5 separate regions of the Homo sapiens genome follow, and all the other regions are linked to region 1. Evidence: chromatin contacts called from ENCODE Hi-C or POLR2A ChIA-PET data. All regions are on one chromosome and are shown on one strand. Each heading gives the region's core, a stretch centred on a gene start or an enhancer-like site at or near the end of the contact. The rest is flanking DNA. Distances are from core to core; before and after follow the strand shown.

Region 1 (2,823 bases), core at 88-2,587:
ACAATTCTATACTGCACCATATTGGATACAGTTTACTGATGTAGCGGTGTTCCCCAAGACACTGGTATGAGGAAAGAAACTGGCGATCAGAACCAAAGTGAGGCAGGAAAATAGGGTCAGGAGGCTGGGAACATAAAGCTGATTCCCACTTCAGCTATGACAAGAAATGTCCTCTCCATATGGCATAGGCGGAGAAAATGACTTTGTAACTTTACTTCATCCTCTTCATTTACATAGGGAGTACACCAAGTAACCAATGGAATCCTCTAGAGGGTATTTAAATTCCCAAAAATTCTGTAGGGGCCCTTCAGCCCCTATGCTCAAGCAGCTCCCACACTGTGGAGGGTAGTTTCATTTTCAATAAATGTCTTCTTCATTCTTTCCTCGCTTTCTTTGTGCGTCTTCTCCAGTTCTTTGTTCAAGACGCCAAGAACCTGGACACCCTCCACTGGTAACAAAAGGAATCCAGAAAGAAGGAAAAACTTTAAAATAACTCTTTTCTTCTGAAAGATTTCTACCCAATCCAAGCACAAAGAAATTACTTCCGAACACTATTTTGCCTATATACTTCAGTACTTTTTCTGTATCCACACGCTACCTGCACTATTGCTTATTTTTTCACAAATTGAGTCTTTTTTTACTTAAATAATGTTAAAGGGGAGCTTTATATCACTACCATGGACAACCAACTTTATCTACCATAAGTAGAAATTAACTAAAAATCTGTTTAAAATGCAAATAAAAGCAAATGCTACCAAAGCCAGGCTAGATTCTTCTACCAACCAAAAATTCGGTCCCCTATTCGATACTGATTTAAAAGGGGTATTAACACATGTTGGCTATTAAAGACCCTCCAGCAGCAGCGTGAGCCTTTCCCACCAGAGTGTCTGAACCGGAACTGAAATCGGAAACGGAATACCGTTCCACGTGATTCGGCAGCACTGAAGGCAGCACCCGGGAACTTCTGATACCAAACTCCGCGAACAGTGACGCAGACCCCACGCTTGCAGACCACACGCTTCCGTACAGACCTCAGCTGCCAGGCGCACTGTGAGCCCCACAGGTGGACCACCGTGACTGTAGAGGCGCTACACGGCCCCACGCACTCCGCAGACGCAGCGTCGCAACCTCGGCAGCCCACCCCACCCCACCCCACTCAACCGGGCCCGCCGCGGCGCCCAGGCGGCAGGCAGCAAGGACAGCCTTGTGCGAGCCCGATCTGGGCCTTCCTGGGCGCGGCTACCGCAAGAGCTTAACGGATCAGCTACCTGGGGCTCTCCCGTAGGATCAGCGCCGCGGGGACCGCCATCTTCGGCTTTCTCGCACTGCCGCCGTCTGTTAGCTGCGCCGAACCCAGCCAATGGCGGCCGCGGCGGACGGAAAGCCGGAAGGCCCAAGCCGCGCAGGGGCCGTTTTAGGGCTCCGGGTCTCCTGCGACCCGGGCGCCGGGAGACTTGTCCCGCAGTCCTGGAGGGCGGAGAGGGCAGCCCAGTTGCCCTCCCGACACTCCAATCGTGTTGGAGTTAAGTCTGTGCATATATATGTCTTTATATTTATATATTATATATGTATGTACATACCTGGATAGGGGTGTGTGTCTGTATTTAATAGGGCAGGTTTAAGCAAGTCTATGTACAGACCTGTATAGATATATGTGTGTATGTTCGTGCATAAATATATACATTATTATTTTTAATAGGGCAGGTTTAAGCAAGCCCGTGTATACATACTTGGATAAATGGTGTGTGCGTGTGTATATTTTTTTAATAGGGCGGGTTTAAGTGAGCCTGTGTGTACATACTTGGATAGGTGATTTGTGAGTATTTTTTTTTCCAGCGTTTGGGCTACAGAGAGGCAGGCATTTGAGCGAGCTCCCCCGAGCCTGCCCAGGAAGCGGCGCATCACCCCTCAGGAGAGGTGGTGCCTCCAGTTCCACCCTAAGCACTGTGCCGTCAACCCCTCCTGTATCTGCATCTGCAGGGCTTGTAGTATGTACGTTCAATTCCTTCAGCAACGTTCAATGAATGAGTGCCTACTGTGTACCAAGCACTGTTCTAGGCACTGGAGATACAAAAGGCCAAAATTCCTGCCCTCAGGGTTTGCCGGCAGTCTAAATGGACAAGTATTTGTTGCACCCTTCTTTAGAGTCTGACAGTGCAGAGTAGGGGAGATGAATCGCTGCAGTGAGTGATGTCAAAGACCTCACCCAAGACTAGGGAGACACCATGTTTGCATAAATACCTTGGTCTGCCTTTGAGAAAAACATGGAGTGAGTTAAAGGAATTCAGATGTGGGAGCAGTGAAAGGCATCCGAGGTAAGATCAGGAAAAGCTCCCTAGGGCAGGTGGCAAATGCGGTGGGTCTGCAGAGATGTGGAGGGTGAGGCTGTGTGTTTCAGGTCAGTAGAGTAGAAGGGCGGTTTGACGTTTGAAGAACAGGAATTTAGACTAGAAAAAGCCTTTAATGACTGGTTGTGGCATGTGCACTTAATCTGGTGAGAAATGGGTAAGCATTAAATGTTTTTTCTATCCATTAAATGTTTTGAACCAAAGAAATTTTGCAGTGGGAGTTGGATTTTTGAAGGTTGCTGTCAGCAGAATGATGATTGAAATGGAAAGAGGTAAGCAGGAGAGCTACCTGGAAACTACTGCAATAATCTATAGAAAGCAGTAAAATCCTGTGGTACTAAAAAGGCATTGGTGAATTAAAAGATAGTGGATGGATTAGTTACGTTTCAGCAGTAGAATATTCAAGAGCTGCCAAAAAATTGAATTTAATTTTCCTTCCTAATTATGTTTTACTTAAATTATTATTTAAATTAGT
Region 2 (2,700 bases), core at 173-2,672, 3.1 Mb after region 1:
GTGGATCACGAGGTCAGAAGTTCGAGACCAGCACGGCCAAGATGGTGAAATCCCGTCTCTACTAAAAATACAAAAATTAGCCGGGTGTGGTGGCGGGTGCCTGTAATCCCAGCTGCTAGGGAGGCTGAGGCAGAGACTCGTTTGAATCCGGAAGGCAGAGGTTGCAGTGAGCCAAGACCGCACCACTGCACACCAGCCTGGGCAAAAGAAAGAGGCTCCGTCTCAAAAAATAAAAACAAAAAAACAAACAAACAAAAAAAACCCCAAAAAACTCCACAAACACCAGTTCTTTACTTTCCATTAAAAAAAACTGCATGAAGGAGATACAACTACTAAAAGCCTGCCTTTTAAAACATAAACACAGTAACTGTGAACGAAAAGGTGTTATCACTTGTAATCACAATCCACACACACTTGGCGACAACTCCGGGTATCACTGCACTCCAAATTTTACCTTCGGAAAATAAGCATTTTTAAGTATCCTACACGTGTTTGGCTATCTGAAATCAGAGTTGACAAGGGGGAAGAATGCAGAAAATTTCTCATCTGAAGTATACACCCTGAGTTAAAACCCCGCGGTTGAGAATTTCCTTTAAAATAGGATTATTAAGGATAAAAAGAAAAGCAGCGCTACACTTTTTCCCTCTCTCCCCCAAAGACAAGTCCAGGGATGAGAAAAAAAAAGTAATTCCTTACAGGAATTTACAGAGAACGCCACGGACAAATAACACGCAGGCGTCAGAATAAGTCCGAAAATTTGCTCCTTGCGCAGGTCCGCGTACCTGGGATCCTAAGCCTTAAATTACTACCCTGGGGGTCTTCCTTCAGAATCGGGGAATGAGACACAGGGAGGAGGGGGTGCACGGCGTGGAAAAGTCACAGAGGCAGAAAAAACAATGGGAGAGGGAGGCGGCGGCGGCGGCAAAACGCTAAGACCCAGGCTCCGGCGAAGCGGCTACGCCTGCGGGAAAGCAAAATAGTTGAGTAACTTAAAAAATGAGGAAATTCCGGGTGTTCTGCGGGGAAGGACGGAGGGCCTTGAGAAACAGGGAGGCTGCGGCGGAAAGAGGGGCGGTGTCGTCGGAGAGCAGGGTCGACGATGGAAAGCGAGCAGCGGCGGGAGCGGAAAGCGAGGACATGGACGTGGGCGGGGAAGAAGACCCAGAGGCCTCTGGGGGTCCGCGAAACTGAGAAAACCCGACGGGGGCGAAAGGGGGTCGGGTAGCGCGGTACCTGCAGAGATCGTCCAGGACGCTGCCGGGAATCTCCACCCGTTTGGTCTCCATGATGAGGACCCACAGCAGGAACAGTGCATCCCGGCTCCGCGCGGCCGGGGACTGACGGTACGGCACTAGGACTCCGGCTCGCCGGAGAGCTGGCAGCCGAGGAAGCCGCGGCAGAGACGACTCCAACGGAGACGAGAAGGGGAAGGGGCGGGACCCGCTCACTTCCGTCCCGCTCCCTCAGCCTTGGACCCCAAGACTGGGCCAAGGCTCGGGGCGGAGCCCCCGGAGTCACGCCCCTGCTCGCTTGAAAGGCCCAATGGGAAGCTGAAGAATTGGGACTCTAAGCACTCTAAGCCAATGAGACGTTTGTTTATTGGTCTGCTACTTCCAATCCGTCTTCAAGCTGCTCAGTTGCTACTCAGAAAACCAACTTCCCGCCGCCTTTGAGGTGGCTACACGCATGCGCACCATGCCTCCTGCGCGCTTCTGGGAAGTTCAGAGGGGTCGGGGCTTAGGTGTAGACCCCGGACACATATCCGGGACTTTGGCATGTTGTGCAGGACCTCGCGGTGACTGAGCTCTTTCCTCTGCAGGGCCGACCCTGAGAATCCGTACAACACAAGAGTATGCTCGCGATTCCTGTCACCAAGTATCTTGCACTTATCGCAGCCCCCACCAACTCCAGGCCAAGAGCTGTGCCTCTTTCACTACAAACCCTTGGAGAGGGTATCCATTTTGGAGGTGGCTCTCCTCTGTGCTTCCTTAGGCACCTGGTTCCAAACATGAAGACAAGGACTTTATCTCAGTATCTGGCACCTAGCAAAATCTTAGAAAATACTGATTTAAGCTGAACTCTGATCTGTATTCCACCCTCTGCACAAAGCAATCCCCACCTGCTCGTCCTTATTCATTCCTCGTCTTGCTTAATGGAGACCAATCCATTTGGGATCTTTGGAGAAACTAGATCCATCTGTTCTTTTTCCTCTTACATCAGACCCACAGGCCCACACACACCTGCTCCGTCACAAGTTTAGTCTGTTCTACCATTTAATCTCCCATCTTTTGTCTAAATTTGTCACATGCCACTGTGTACTTCAGTTTTGCATCATTTCTCCATACTACAGTGAGAGCTGCCTAACCACTGACTCTGCCTCCATTCTTGGCCTGTGCAACTGCCTACATTTTGTTTTGTTTTACTCAGATAGGAACAAGTTATCTTTTCAGTTTCTGCTGTATGATCAAGCCCAAGTTCCTTTGGCATAAGAGGCCCGTCACCATCTATTTTGCTCCCGTTTTCCATCTTTTTTTTCCCCTCTTTCTTGGAGAATTCCTCAAATTTATCTTCCTGACAACTACAGAGTTTTTACTTATTTAGAGTTCTGTTTTGTTCTTCAAATGCCCCTTTCTTGTGGTGTCACATTCTTGCTTTGTATATTTTATTTTATCCTTCTGAGGATATTAATAATAGATTTTG
Region 3 (2,730 bases), core at 111-2,610, 3.2 Mb after region 1:
TGGCCCGACCAGGATGACACCCCCCATTCCCTCGAGGATCAAGGTGCCAGCCATCTTGCTTACCTTACTTATGGGGATTCGCCTTCCCTCTGCGATGGTCTTCTTATTATTTAAATAAGCAGGATAGATACAAATAAACCTGCCATAGACAATAGCATAAGTGGTATCACTAGAGCAGTAAGAGGCAGGAGAAAAGGGTCGGGTGGCAGGGAACCAAAGGCCAATTCATGCTGCCTAGATATCAGATGGGTACTCCCTTTTCAACCCCTCCTTTTTCTGCGTGGCAGTTGAAAAATCAAAGTACCTCGGAGTGGTCCCCTCGAGCAACTAATCAGACTGGCCGCGGGCCTACTCCTCTTTCTGATTGATCCCCCTCCCTCAACCAATCAGACTGGCACAGGTCAATGGGAAACGTCTAGAGGGTATTTAAACCCTAGAAAATTCTGTAACCAACAGCTCTTGGGTAGCTTGCTGGAGCCGGCTCCCACCCTGTGGAGTGTACTTTTGTTTAAAATAAATCTGCTTTCGCTGCCTTGCTTTGTGTGTTTTGTTCAATTCCTTATTCAAAACGCCAAGAACCTGGACAACTACACTCAACAGATAACAAGTATTTTCAAAAATACATTCTTTCGGTCCGTGGTAGTCGTCATCATTGCTGGTACACCTATGCTATTATTTGCTTAATGTTATTTCTTTAAATTACCTCACTTTAACTTATTTAAAAATAAACTTTATCCACTACCTTGGATGGAAAAAAACCACAGGAATAGAAACAAAACGACTTGGGTAACTGTTACATTAGACAGAGCAGCCCGTCAAAAGTTCCTGAGAATGGGCCCGCCCTCTTATATAAAGTGTCCGAGGTATTAAAAACCTTAAAATTTCACAAATGAGCCTTTCTGAACGCAACAATACTTAAAAAGAACACATTTCTCACACTGTGATTATATTACTTGATATCATGTCCACGTAGCACCCAAAATCCTTGTCTCGCGTACAGATAAACACTAGGCTACCTATGGTCGGAATTTCAGGAGCCCTGAGAAGAGCCTGGTGGCTGCTGCAGGATTCAGAAAAACGAGCTGCCAGGGAGAGGCGCGGGGCCCGTACAGAGCGAGTTGGATCAGCTAGGCCATTCTGGAGGCCGCGGAGCGGAGAAGCGCGGTGTAGCACCTGCAGCACCACAGCAAGCCCCTTCCTTTCGGAGGACCCACCGCCTCAGAACCCACCTGTCCTGGTCGGCCGGGGACCGCGCGGCAGCGCAAGCCATCTTCACAAGAGTCTCAACAACCCAGGAGCCGCAGGGAGAAACCCGGCAGAAACCCGGGAGGAACCCGGCTCTGAGTTTCCGAGACAGCCCGCTTTTCCGCCGGAAGTCCTGCCCAAGAAATGGTTCCGCGTCCGCGATTTCTCATCGCCTGTTTGTTCCGGCACCTGTCGCTCGGCGCCAGGATCTCTAGTCTCTGACGTGGCATGAAGACTTCCCTTCTCGCGAGAGAATCATGAAAGCTTCTCATTCCTTTCCCAAGCCGGGAAGACCATGTGGGGCGCATGCACCGCCACTAAAAAGGGTTTAACTTCGACCCTCCCTCGTTTCCAGTTTCTCAGCGAGTATGGGTGGTACTAGCTACTCTCTGTTAAGGGGCGAAGACTGTGCCACGAGGGGAATCTGTGTGGTTCAGGATGCAAATATATGTTAGACAGGGAAGGAAATACTCCTTACGTTTAATTTTTCTCCGTTCCTGGGCTCTAGAGCTTGCTTTCAGTTTGGCAAAATGGATTTTTGTAGTGGTAGAACTAGCAAAGTTATAGACGTTGTGTTTCAGTGTGCTCTGCGTTAGAAACTTAGCTATTCACCTTTTAGGCCGGGTGCGGTGGCTCACGCCTGTATCCCAGCACTTTGGGAGACTGAGGCAGGTGGATCATGAGGTCAGGAGTTGGAGAGCAGCCTGGCCAACATGCTGAAACCCCGTCTGTACTAAAAATACAAAAATTAGCCGAGTGTGGTGGCACACGCCTGTAATCCCAGCTACTCGGAGGCTGAGACAGGAGAATCACTTGAACCCAGGAGGTGGAGGTTGCAGTGAGCTGAGATCACACCACTGCACTCCAGCCTGCGTAACAGAGCAAGACTCCGTCTAGGAAAAACGAAACAAAACTATTCACCTTTTAAAACTTCTGAAGGATACCATGTGCCATCACTACAGGCATACTTCATTATTGCACTTCACTTGCTGCTGCGAGTAGATACTGCCTTTTTACAAATGGAAGGTTTTTGGCAAATCCGCCTGAAAGAAGTTGCTTGGTGCCATTTTTCCAGCAGCGTATACTTTGTGTCACATTTGGTAATTTTTGCAATATTTCAAACCTTTTCATTATTTCTGTTATGGTGATCGGTGATCAGTGATGTTTGCTGTTACTATTGTAATAGTTTTAAGGCCGGGTGCGGTGGCTCACGCCTGTAATCCCAGCACTTTGGGAGGCCGAGGCAGGTGGATCACGAGGTCAGGAGATAGACACCATCTTGGCCAACATGGTGAAACCCCATCTCTACTAAAATATAAAAAATAAGCCAGGCATGGTGGCACAGGCCTTTAGTCCCAGCTACTCGGGAGGCAGGGGAATCTCTTGAACCCAGGAGGTGGAGGTTGCAGTGAGCCAAGATCACACCACTGCACTCCAGCCTGGCGACAGTGCAAGACTCCGTCTCAAATAATAATAATGTTTTGG
Region 4 (2,700 bases), core at 201-2,700, 3.2 Mb before region 1:
AACTCCAGGGCAGCAAACCTGGGGGATGGCTGACTACAGAGGAAGGCAGAGGCCAGACCTGAATTAGTCAGTTTCATAACCTGTTATTCTCTGTTCAAATATTTAAATCTAGAGGGGAAAAAAAAAGCTGTCAATCTACTAAAATTAATACTATGTTATGATCAGTAGCAAACCTTTATTATTCTAATTTCCATGGCCCCTATTAGAATGATAAATTAAAAACTGACTAAAATTCAGAAAAAGGGAAGTCTCAAGTACTGGCAAAACCCAAAATGCAAAAGAAGCAGGAGGAAGTTACAGAACATGGCTTCAAAGAAAAAAATGGTCTGTTTTTCATTTTCTCATTTTCTACCATTACAAAATGAGAGGGACACTCTGAGAACAGAATAGATTCCTGGAGGTACCAGGACCTCAGGACAGGAAACAGGCCTGGGTTAGGGGAAACGGTCCGCTTGGCAACTCCGAGTCCTGAGTTGGGCCCGTGCTCTTCCAAACATGCGCCGCTGTTGAAATAAGGATGCCCATCCCAGTTCAGTATCTACAAACCACCTGAGTTATCCTTAAGTCAGCTGGCATACTGGATTTATGATGTCAGCATTGTTGGTGACTCAAGTCTAGATTTTCAACTAATGAACACTGGGCAGACTCTCCAATGTCTCTGTTTCATGGCCTTCAATTTCTGGATCTATTTGTGGGACACCACTAATTGTTTTGGTTGTTATTTTTTGTTCTTGACCTGGTTGCTTGTTAATATTTTTCCACCCAGTGAAGACCTATAAAAACAACTTTGTTATTTCTTAAGATGGGTACATAGGTGTTCATTTTATATGTTGTGTTTATTTTATATGTTGTGTTCATTTTAATCTTCTTTAAACTTTAAAGCCACTCTGTACTTTCAAGAGCTCTTTCCACTGCCAAAAAAAAAAAAAAAATTAAAAAAAAATCCCTACAGCTAGCTGCTGCCTGAATAAGCTTCTTTCTAGAACAAGACAGGAAAATGAGTCACATAAGTCTCCCAGGCTAGGGGTTCTCAATTTGCATCAAGCTTCACTGGTGATTCTGACTTAACAGTCAGGTTCACAGGAATAGTCCCAGATGAGCCCTAAAATACAGCACATTGGATAAGTTCAAAGTTTCATTTGGTGTATCACTTTTGTAGCTGCCCAGATAATGATGTTCTCAAACTACCCTACCTGGGCAGAGCTTCCCTGCCAGGGAGGTGATAAGCACCACAGGTACACAGGGCAGGGAATCCTTGCTTCCTCAGGAGGCTCCCTATTTACACAGGGTCTCTTACCTTGAAAAGTAATAGCAGCCTGTTCCTTCAGGCACTATCAGTCATTCCAGGTCATAAAAGCAAAGGAGCAAAGTGGCTACGTGTGTGCAAACAGAGGTCATCACCGGATGTTGGGAAGGCCTGAGTTCACTCACCTCTTCCAGGTATACCTCATGAGTCACTAGCAGCCTAATTCTGCCTCAAGGCAAAAGGAATTCCATCACTAAGTGAGGACTGCTCTGCCCTTCAAGTGTAGCAAAACAGTATTTAACCAAACACCTGCCATTTTCCAGAAAACAATCTCAACCCTTTAAAGAGTGAAGAAGGAAAAATAAAAGAGTAGTTTCCTGACCACAGAATGATGGAATGAGGTACTGGACTTACTTCCCAAAGATTTACGTGACCAAAGTTTGTTCTGAAACTTGCACTGTTGCCAACACTGTCCATGCATTTTTTTCTCAGAAGACTGGCATTTTTTTTCGTGTCTGCATGTGTGTGAGGGTCTGAACACAGTCAGAAGAGAGCTCAGGACAGGAAAGACGAGTGTAGTTAGGTCTACATAGCACACACCACAATCTCTGTCTCCCCTATTTTTGTTGACAGCCATGTTGTAAAACCAAACAAACAAACAAACAAAAAACCTCATTTTGTTAAACAAATGATAAATAAGAGTAATAAATAAGAGTTAGGAATGAGGAAGGCTTGAGCTAAATGAATTTGGGTTGAAGGAGTAAGAGCCAGGCTTAGAGAGGGTATTGACAGAGTGAGCTGTTGCTTACTTTTTGGCTCCTTTAAAATATCCAAGAGTCTACTGTGTGCCTTGCTGAGTACTGTGTTCCCAAAAGACCTTGCCCCGGTGCCTAATCCTGCAGATGCGGTCCCTGCCCTGGGCCTCCCGGACCTCACGCAACTTCCCCTGAAGACATGCCAGCCCGATTCCCTTTGCAACACCAAGGGCAGCTGTCTGTCTTAAATAATCTGGTTTCATTCACTACCTGTTTTAAACATGGGAGTTGTGAAAGGCCAACCCACTGCTCACAATTTAACTGTAATAGGTCTTTTGAAAGCTTCCCTCATGCAGAGAAGCTTAATGGGTACTATGGCTCGTCTTCGTTCTCAGGCACATAAAACTCGAATGCCCTGCTCTGGCTCACTTATCTTTGGCAGCAGCGGTGACATTTCCCTTATATAATCATGTGACCCTGCAGCTAGCAATCACTGAAGTTGTGCTACATTCACCCCATTCTCTGGGCTCCTCTGGCATTGTTAAAGGAAAAAAGAATTCATGCTAAAATCACATATGACACAAGTTACTACTTTCCCTCTCTACTCCACTGTGGCTCAGTACTAACACTTACTGGAATGAGACCTATTTGGCCAATCTAACTAAGTCCTCCACTTAATGGGTGCCTTCTGCACACTGA
Region 5 (2,801 bases), core at 114-2,613, 3.4 Mb before region 1:
AAATACATTATTTACAATAAAAGCAAAGTGTAAACAAAATGTTTTCCTAAAAACATTTAGAAGGTATGACTACACCCAAATACATGCCCATGCAGAGATAACCAGACAGCTATGGGTATAAAATACTTGGCTATTCATCAACACTGAAAGCATTTTCTGAAAGGCAGCATAAGAAGCCACTTTATCAATACAGATATGAAAGTACATAGGAATTAATTGACAGAATTCCAGTTTGTAACGTTTAATATATAACTCAAATAATTCATGCATTAGGGCCTTTCCAGGTATAAGGTACTACCAGTGGAGAATCAAAGGTGCATAATGTCAAGATCCCTGCACTTGGAGGTTACAGAGGTCACCCACTGGTGAGAAACTAATGTAAAATCTCACTGCACAGCATCTATGTTGGTATGAATGGTTTGTTTTAATTTTTTGTACTTTAAAAAATGGGGCTATTTCACATAACAATTTTCCATTTTGCCGCTCCTGAAATACAGGCAACTTTCCCACTGGCCGGTCCACTTCGGAATTCTCTGCTCTCCAGTTCCTCAGATGTGCCCATCCTACTCCCATTTTCTTTCTCCATCATACGCCTGACCCCTGTGCGCATTTGAGCTTACAACCTCTGCCAAGACTCCAGTGGATTTCGAGAACAGATTGTGACTTGCTAAGCATACAAACTCCAACGGGGAAGGGCTCTTATCAGACGCCCTCTTTAAAGAAGGTCCTCTCACGAACTTAAAATCTTACGACAGAGGGAAACAAACACTGAACGACCGAATGACTTTTCAGGAGCTGACATCTCTGCGCTTCAGGGGGCGAATTCCAGCCCCCGCCCCTCGCGGCTTTTCAGTCCTTTAAAAGACTAGGCAAAGATCTAAGAGAGTTAATTGCAGGAAGAGTAACAATCGATGCCCACAGATAAGGGTCAGGGAGAACTTTCACCCAGTTTTGCAATCAGCAGCCCAGCCTGGCCTCTCCTCTCAGGCAGGACCTTGGGAAGCCCACACCGGGGTGCTGGGGAGAAGCGGGCTGTACCTGCTTGAGAGACCAGGTGTTTCCGGCTCTTTCCTCCTCAAGAGATGCGGTGCCTCAAGAATAACCATTCCCCTCCCCACCACCTCAGCGGGGTGACCTCAGCTGCGGCTGCGCGCGTATGCCGGCCCGAAAAGAGCAGCCAGCTGCGCCTCAGCAAGGGGCGCGGCCTCCAACCTTCGCATGCTCACCTGCCCCCGCGCCGGTGACCAGTACCACCCGCCCGTCGAACCTCAGCGGTGAGCCCATGAATAAGGCCTGCAACGACACACACACGAACAAGCAGAGCCGCTGGACGCCGACTGCGGGACAGGAGGAGGCGGGGAATGGCGGGGGCGGGACGAGGGTCAGTGACTTGCCGATTTCTGGTAGGAAGATGAGCGCAGAGCGCGCGGCTCCCTTGGAATCCTGGGAAATGTAGTTAAGAGTGACTCCACTCGCTGGAAGACTTGCCTTCCAGGGGCCATTTCTGCGGCTGGAAGCAATGGGAGCTGCTAGGACTTGTGTAGAAGAATAGTTAACTCGACACCTTGCGTTCATCTATTCACCTGTCGTTTCATCATTCACTCAATAAACGTTTTCTGGGTTTAGTTGCTGACCTAGAGAAACAGCATGCGGCCCCTATCCTTGAGGGGCTTCCAGAGATAGCCCCTGGGAAGGAAAGTCCCCCTTAGGGATGGTAAAGATTTGTCAGTGTAATAATCCCTGCACTTCTACATGCAAACATCAGGGGACTGTCAAAATGCAGAGTCCTGGACCCCCACTGCTTACCTCCCAAAATAGAATCTCAAGGGGCAAAAACATTTTGACAAGTGTTCCTAAATGATCTTGCGTTTGTATGTTGAGAACAGTCATAGTTCAATCAACATTTACTGAGCATCTCCTGAGTTTTGATAGGATCCTCAAGCTACTCAGAGTCAGATGGTAAACTTTCAATAACGGTGCAGCCTAGACTTGTGACCAATGTGTGTAAGTGAGCTAATGGTGTCAAAATAAACAGACCCTATCCCCGCTGGGGAGAAAGAGGAAAAACTTTCTGAAGGAGGACCAGGACCTAAAGTGGCGACCCCTGCAAAGAAAGAAGGGCATTACAGGCAGCACAAACACTAGCTAGGTTTGGGGAGAAAGAGGGTAAAGCCACAAAAGCAAAGCCAGCAAGATCATGTTTAGATGTTTGAATTTTGTGCTGAAAACGGTTTTAAGTAGGATTACTCCAGAGAGTGGTGGGAACACATTTACACTATGGAAAGATCACTTTGCCCATTATGGAGGATTGATTGGATGTTGCGGGAAGTCATGGACCCCAAACAGAGGGACCTGCTAGAGCCGCAGCAGAGGAACATAAATTGTGAAGATTTCACGGACATTTATCAGTTCCCAAATAATACTTTTATAATTTCTTATGCCTGTCTTTACTTTAATCTCTTAATCCTGTTATCTTCGTAAGCTGAAGGTGTACGTCACCTCAGGACCACTGTGATAATTGTGTTAACTGTACAAATTGATTGTAAAACATGTGTGTTTGAACAATATGAAATCAGTGCACCTTGAAAAAGAACAGAATAACAGCAATTTTTAGGGAACAAGGGAAGTCAACCATATGGGCTGACTGCCTGCGGGGTTGGGCAAAAACAGCCATATTTTTCTTCTTGCAGAGAGCCTATAAACGGACGTGCAAGTAGGGAAGATATCACTAAATTCTTTTCCTAGCAAGGAATATTAATATTAATACCCTGGTAAAGGAATGCATTCCTGGGGGGAGGTCT

Evidence for each region. Hi-C counts contacts between places; a loop is a spot of excess contacts on that map. ChIA-PET counts read pairs that join two places held with the same protein, here RNA polymerase II (POLR2A). Pooled maps may share reads with other maps.
Region 2: a map of naive thymus-derived CD4-positive, alpha-beta T cell shows a loop between it and region 1 (7-fold over the local background). The contact joins the promoter of DCP2 here to the promoter of COMMD10 in region 1. A Hi-C loop is called at or near these places in 2 of 168 maps with a recorded cell type or tissue (CD4-positive, alpha-beta T cell and naive thymus-derived CD4-positive, alpha-beta T cell) and 9 of 50 pooled maps.
Region 3: a pooled map shows a loop between it and region 1 (10-fold over the local background). The contact joins the promoter of SRP19 here to the promoter of COMMD10 in region 1. A Hi-C loop is called at or near these places in 6 of 50 pooled maps.
Region 4: a pooled map shows a loop between it and region 1 (2.7-fold over the local background). The contact joins the enhancer-like site here to the promoter of COMMD10 in region 1. A Hi-C loop is called at or near these places in 1 of 168 maps with a recorded cell type or tissue (A673) and 5 of 50 pooled maps. POLR2A ChIA-PET finds 5 or more read pairs at or near these places in 1 of 52 experiments (activated CD4-positive, alpha-beta T cell).
Region 5: a map of heart right ventricle shows a loop between it and region 1 (16-fold over the local background). The contact joins the promoter of HSD17B4 here to the promoter of COMMD10 in region 1. A Hi-C loop is called at or near these places in 3 of 168 maps with a recorded cell type or tissue (CD4-positive, alpha-beta T cell, CD8-positive, alpha-beta T cell and heart right ventricle) and 6 of 50 pooled maps.

What each region holds. Positions count from the first base shown.
Region 1 is chr5:116,083,539-116,086,361 of GRCh38, reverse strand. COMMD10 (COMM domain containing 10) reads right to left here and starts at 1,337. Exons shown (of 7, transcript NM_016144.4): 1 at 1,269-1,337. The coding sequence starts at 1,309. RefSeq lists enhancers at 796-1,090, 1,384-1,543.
Region 2 is chr5:112,975,520-112,978,219 of GRCh38, reverse strand. DCP2 (decapping mRNA 2) reads right to left here and starts at 1,422. Exons shown (of 11, transcript NM_152624.6): 1 at 1,234-1,422. The coding sequence starts at 1,286. RefSeq lists enhancers at 972-1,081, 1,192-1,241, 1,252-1,341, 1,412-1,461, 997-1,756 and 2 more.
Region 3 is chr5:112,859,917-112,862,646 of GRCh38, reverse strand. SRP19 (signal recognition particle 19) reads right to left here and starts at 1,360. Exons shown (of 5, transcript NM_003135.3): 1 at 1,230-1,360; 2 at 64-139. The coding sequence starts at 1,270. RefSeq lists enhancers at 1,063-1,362, 1,463-1,542, 1,301-1,595.
Region 4 is chr5:119,273,246-119,275,945 of GRCh38, reverse strand. It overlaps a transcript of TNFAIP8 not described here. Among named protein-coding and RNA genes, the nearest start is that of TNFAIP8, 81 kb to the left of the region's middle. RefSeq lists enhancers at 1,115-1,164, 1,587-2,086, 2,161-2,210, 2,331-2,420. Within about 2 kb of position 1,450, at least 22 of the 41 ENCODE cell types and tissues checked have a DNase peak (open chromatin) inside an H3K27ac peak, as active enhancers do.
Region 5 is chr5:119,451,059-119,453,859 of GRCh38, reverse strand. HSD17B4 (hydroxysteroid 17-beta dehydrogenase 4) reads right to left here and starts at 1,363. Exons shown (of 24, transcript NM_000414.4): 1 at 1,227-1,363. The coding sequence starts at 1,284. RefSeq lists an enhancer at 1,213-1,262.